Regions from separate parts of the Homo sapiens genome. Here region 1 is linked to region 2. A link is a loop called in an ENCODE intact Hi-C map of the cell type or tissue named here. Cell type or tissue: heart right ventricle. All regions are shown on one strand. Links, peaks and the distances in the headings refer to the core of each region. The heading gives the core; the rest is flanking DNA.

The links. Peaks named below come from ENCODE experiments on the same cell type or tissue, not always from the same donor. Only the 100,000 strongest peaks of a DNase experiment are listed, where the experiment ranks them.
Region 1: a loop joins it to region 2, with 11 times the contacts of the local background. A loop is called at or near these places in 63 of 110 quality-filtered maps.

Annotation. Positions count from the first base shown.
Region 1 is chr3:112,580,799-112,583,726 of GRCh38, forward strand. SLC35A5 (solute carrier family 35 member A5) reads left to right here. Exons shown (of 7, transcript NM_017945.5): 6 at 1-528; 7 at 1,873-2,928. The coding sequence ends at 1,938. Among named protein-coding and RNA genes, the nearest start is that of SLC35A5, 20 kb to the left of the region's middle. In heart right ventricle, for the core only: CTCF peaks have their summits at 1,627 (motif pointing right) and 1,827; no DNase peak of the experiment used is centred there; H3K27ac peaks cover 264 bases.
Region 2 is chr3:112,977,831-112,980,758 of GRCh38, forward strand. No RefSeq gene overlaps it. Among named protein-coding and RNA genes, the nearest start is that of CD200R1, 4.2 kb to the left of the region's middle. In heart right ventricle, for the core only: a CTCF peak has its summit at 1,620 (motif pointing left); no DNase peak of the experiment used is centred there.

The sequences.
Region 1 (2,928 bases), core at 337-2,836, 400 kb before region 2:
CGTCTTGGCATGGGCCATGTTCTTATTATAGTCCAGTGTTTTATTTCTTCAATGGCTAATATCTATAATGAAAAGATACTGAAGGAAGGGAACCAGCTCACTGAAAGCATCTTCATACAGAACAGCAAACTCTATTTCTTTGGCATTCTGTTTAATGGGCTGACTCTGGGCCTTCAGAGGAGTAACCGTGATCAGATTAAGAACTGTGGATTTTTTTATGGCCACAGTGCATTTTCAGTAGCCCTTATTTTTGTAACTGCATTCCAGGGCCTTTCAGTGGCTTTCATTCTGAAGTTCCTGGATAACATGTTCCATGTCTTGATGGCCCAGGTTACCACTGTCATTATCACAACAGTGTCTGTCCTGGTCTTTGACTTCAGGCCCTCCCTGGAATTTTTCTTGGAAGCCCCATCAGTCCTTCTCTCTATATTTATTTATAATGCCAGCAAGCCTCAAGTTCCGGAATACGCACCTAGGCAAGAAAGGATCCGAGATCTAAGTGGCAATCTTTGGGAGCGTTCCAGTGGGGTAAGTTTGTGAGGGTGTTCCTTTTTGCTTGTTCTTCCCAAATTTAAAGCATAGTTAATTCAAGGAAAAAAATAAAATCAGTACTGATTTGTCAAAGAATGTATTGGATCTCTGACTTTTAAAACCGAATCAACAAACATTCCTTTTACTCCTGATGTTTGCAAGGGCTCATAATCAATGCTGTCAGGTGTAGAGAAAAAGTATAAGTCAATCTCAAGGACCTTATGTGTTACTTCATAGAATACTATAGAATTATACACCTGGAAGATACCTCACAGGTTGTCTTGTCCTGTCTGCATAGTTTTACAAGAAACAGGCAAAATGGTTTACAGATAATAAATGAAAGAACTGGTACACCTATGTCTGACTCCAAGTCCCTTTCTCTTTCTTTTCCACCATAGTTAGGGAAAATAAGCTCATTTGTGAGAGAAGTTGGCCTTTCGTATTAGTAAGTCCTGTTGAATAGAAAGCCTGGCTCCTCAGTCCTCCCTGTGGTTATTCATAAGCCAGTATGCCAGAAGGGCAGGGTTTGTTTATTTCACTAGAAAGGTAGTTTTCAAGAGGATCCTTGCAAGGCGAGTAGGAGGAAAATATTTTCTAGAAAAATGCTTATGCAATTATTCCGAATATCTCCCAGTTGCTTGCAATTGTTTTGGAAGGCTCTGTCAATCATTTTATTGGCAAGTTAATGATCTCTTTGAAGATTCAATTAAGGAGTTAAATATACGTTTAAATAAGTGAAATAGACATCTAGCTTTAGATTTACAATTTTCTTGAGCACACAAAATATGAAATATTTTATACAGTGAACATTTCACTCTTTGGGAAAAATAATCTATTGCTTAATAACATTCATAGCAGAGCTTCCCTGGGTGTAATGCCTCTGTCATGATTCAACAGATTCTAAAGATGAAAAAATTAGGATCTTGAGTTTCGGATACCCTGCTCTTAGCCAGAGTGTATATCCAGAAGTCTTGTATTCTTTTCCAACAGCCGATAATGCCATTTGCTCTAATTTTTAAGCAAAAGAAAATCTATATAGGTAACAAGGCCTATGAAGACCTATTTCTGTAACCTTTAATCATTTTTCTGCAAGACCAGCAGGTGGTGCTCCTCACTTTGCTCATGTTAGCTTTGAAATTTTGAGTACTGAGTACACTTCACTTTTTTATCCTCTCATACTTCTATAGTTAACTTTCCAAGAACATAAGTATTTATTTAATTTGACCAGATTATATCTATAGCTTAATGAGGTAAGACCAGTGATTTGTTAGTAAGGTTTTCCCTTTAAAAATGCTACATTTCCAGTTTTGTTCTAATTACTGCTTTCATGTTTCCTTTTAGGATGGAGAAGAACTAGAAAGACTTACCAAACCCAAGAGTGATGAGTCAGATGAAGATACTTTCTAACTGGTACCCACATAGTTTGCAGCTCTCTTGAACCTTATTTTCACATTTTCAGTGTTTGTAATATTTATCTTTTCACTTTGATAAACCAGAAATGTTTCTAAATCCTAATATTCTTTGCATATATCTAGCTACTCCCTAAATGGTTCCATCCAAGGCTTAGAGTACCCAAAGGCTAAGAAATTCTAAAGAACTGATACAGGAGTAACAATATGAAGAATTCATTAATATCTCAGTACTTGATAAATCAGAAAGTTATATGTGCAGATTATTTTCCTTGGCCTTCAAGCTTCCAAAAAACTTGTAATAATCATGTTAGCTATAGCTTGTATATACACATAGAGATCAATTTGCCAAATATTCACAATCATGTAGTTCTAGTTTACATGCCAAAGTCTTCCCTTTTTAACATTATAAAAGCTAGGTTGTCTCTTGAATTTTGAGGCCCTAGAGATAGTCATTTTGCAAGTAAAGAGCAACGGGACCCTTTCTAAAAACGTTGGTTGAAGGACCTAAATACCTGGCCATACCATAGATTTGGGATGATGTAGTCTGTGCTAAATATTTTGCTGAAGAAGCAGTTTCTCAGACACAACATCTCAGAATTTTAATTTTTAGAAATTCATGGGAAATTGGATTTTTGTAATAATCTTTTGATGTTTTAAACATTGGTTCCCTAGTCACCATAGTTACCACTTGTATTTTAAGTCATTTAAACAAGCCACGGTGGGGCTTTTTTCTCCTCAGTTTGAGGAGAAAAATCTTGATGTCATTACTCCTGAATTATTACATTTTGGAGAATAAGAGGGCATTTTATTTTATTAGTTACTAATTCAAGCTGTGACTATTGTATATCTTTCCAAGAGTTGAAATGCTGGCTTCAGAATCATACCAGATTGTCAGTGAAGCTGATGCCTAGGAACTTTTAAAGGGATCCTTTCAAAAGGATCACTTAGCAAACACATGTTGACTTTTAACTGATGTATGAATATT
Region 2 (2,928 bases), core at 212-2,711:
GTGTATATCTTTCTCTCCAATGTCAGATTCAGACTTAGCCACACTGAAACCATTTAAGATGAAGTGTTGCAGCCTTCCTCTTGGGATTCCTCCCCATTATGTAGAAGATTTGCATGGCTCTTGAATACTTACTGCAAAGATTCTATGGACTTTTATTCCTGACTTCTCGTTCCCGGGACCCTTTGCTCCCCAGTACCATTGCCGACTCATTCACCTCTTATATTTGAGTCTTGACTGCCGAGAACTTCAGCACCTGCCTGCCCTTCCTACCATAGCTGAATTTTCTGGATGTGCATTCTTGCAAAATGGGCCAATAACTACTTGCCTTGTCACTGTTACTTTTGGTGAACTCTCTGGCTTAGATATCTGGCCTGACTTACCCTTCTATACACTTGCATGTGTGCACACACAAACATAACACACACACACACGCTCACACAAATATGCTAGCGAAACACTTAGTCCTAATTCCCTCAATCTACTCTGTCCTACTGCTAGCCAAGTGGTAACATGCCAATTTCACAGAGGTAAAAAGAACAATACCGAATAGTCTAAAGAATTTCAAGGGACTCAAACTCTACAGCACTCCACTCTTGTCTTTACTTCCTCTCTGCTCCCTTGTACAATAACTACAGATCTGAATCTAATGAATTACCACAGAAATGCTATAATTCAACATACAGTTGCATAAAAAGACTGCTTTCCTGGGCATATTCCATTTTCTATTTTCCAATTTACCTCTCTGTAACCTTCATTGACCCATGCTCTCAAGACTCATCTGAAATCCTGTATCTTCCTCCATGGACAATCATTAAATAGACTAAACAGTAACTTAAAAGAGCCTCAAAAAATGCATACTTCTATTTTTATACCTACTATTATATTGATTTTTCTTGAAAATTTTTACTCCTAATATATGGTTGATCTACGTCAATGTATAAAAAGTCTTCTTAAAAAGTTAGAAAAAATATATCATATTGGAATTAATGATTATTTTTTATTATAATTTTACAGATTATACAAAAAGGAAAATTGAGAAATAGATGTTTGAAAATCAAATGTGTGCAGTATCAAAATAAGCAAAATCAGAGTAGAGAAATTAGTAATCACATTTTATATTTAGCTAAATATCAACTGTAAATCTCACTGGTCAGATCCATAGCAAGTATTTGTCAAGCCCTAAGCTTAACACCCTGATCTTGTTCTAAGCAGTTTATAAATATTACCTAATTTAATTATCTCAACAATCCTATATAGTAAATACCACTTACCATTGAGGAAACTCAAAGCAGAGAGGTTATGTAAATTGTCAAAAGCCACACAGCTGATAAGTGATAGAAACAGGATTCAAGCCCAAGAAATCTCACTCCAAAGTCTACTTCTTAAACTATGTGGCTAATTAGTCTCTGCTTTACTATCTACTTTTTTGAAGGTGGTAACTCTGTTTTGTCTCCAATACATCTCCCAGGTTCCTAACCCCTACTGACTCTATTTATGTACTAATTCACTCTTTCTTCCTTACCTGCTCAAAATTGGTCTGTTTTGTTTAAATAAATAAGCAAACCCTGTGCTGTTTCTAATCATCTATTTGCATTAAGATTACTCTCTGCTGCCCCCTGGAGATAATTTGGTGAAATCAATGCTAAGATTTTTGTAAATTTATCTAGCAAATTCAAAAATAGCTTCACATTAAGATTTTGATCACAAAGTATGCTAACATGCCTAAATGTTATACATTTAATTTACATCTTTTGGAAACTGCTGCAACATAACAAATGACTACCTGATGGATAGTACAGATATTATACCTTGAAGAAATGTTGCTGAAAAAAACAAAAATGAATCTTTTGAGTTGCCAGGATGGTTTAATAAAACAACAGTGCTGCCAGGCATGGTGGCTCATGCCTGTAATCCCAACATTTTGGGAAGCTGAGGCAGGAGGATCACTTGAGCTCAGGAGTTTGAGACGAGCCTGGGCAACATAGTGAGAGCCCATCTCTATAAAATTTAAAAATTGTTTTAAAAGCAGCAGTGTAAAGAAATGGATAAATGGATGGATGGATGGATGGATGGATGGATGGATGGATGGATGGATAGAAGATAGATTCCCTATCTCATTGCATGAAAATTTGCAAAGATTGCCACCTTTGGGTACCCTGGAATGCAAACTCCAAGACGGAGTTTAATGTGAAGAATTGTTATTATATTAAGGAGTAACCTCAGATCATCACTTGGGGATAAGAAGGAACAGAAACTGATGTGGGTATAGGGAATCACACTATATGGTAGGCCCACACCAGAATCAGCTAGCCCTATGGGGAGCTATAGAGCTGAAACTGCCCCTTAGAGTTGTCCTCTGTTGTCCTGAAATGGGCAGATCTTTACACTTCTGCATCTATGAGTCATTTGTTATAGCCACGGGAAAGACCATGACCTTGGGTAAGGAAATCCATGAAGAGGCCAATCCCTGAACTGTGGAAAACACTGTCAACACTGGAGCAACAAAGTCCTTCAATGAAGGGGGTTGATGGTACCCCACAGTGTTTGTCTGCCAATTGAATAAATGTTGGAAAATAATCCACTCTAAATCTAGTCTCAAATGCAATGATATTCCACTCAGCCAATTGTCTTTCATTCCCAAGAAACCAAATTAATGGAAAATCTTGTCAAAAATATAACCTTGAAGTAGCTCTGCATTAAGATATTTTCTCCCTGAGGCAGTCAGGTAATTTTCATCTGTAAGTGTCAACTGAGAAATCCAGAAGATATGGAAATAAATTTTTTAAAGGAAAAGCCCAATCATATACCTTGGCTAAAAACTAACATCAAGGCAAAGCATGCTGAAGAGAGACAAGTATCATCTGATCTCCAGAACACCCTAATATTAAAGTCAAGAAGAGCAGAACATTTTAAAAAGAAATAGTCTAG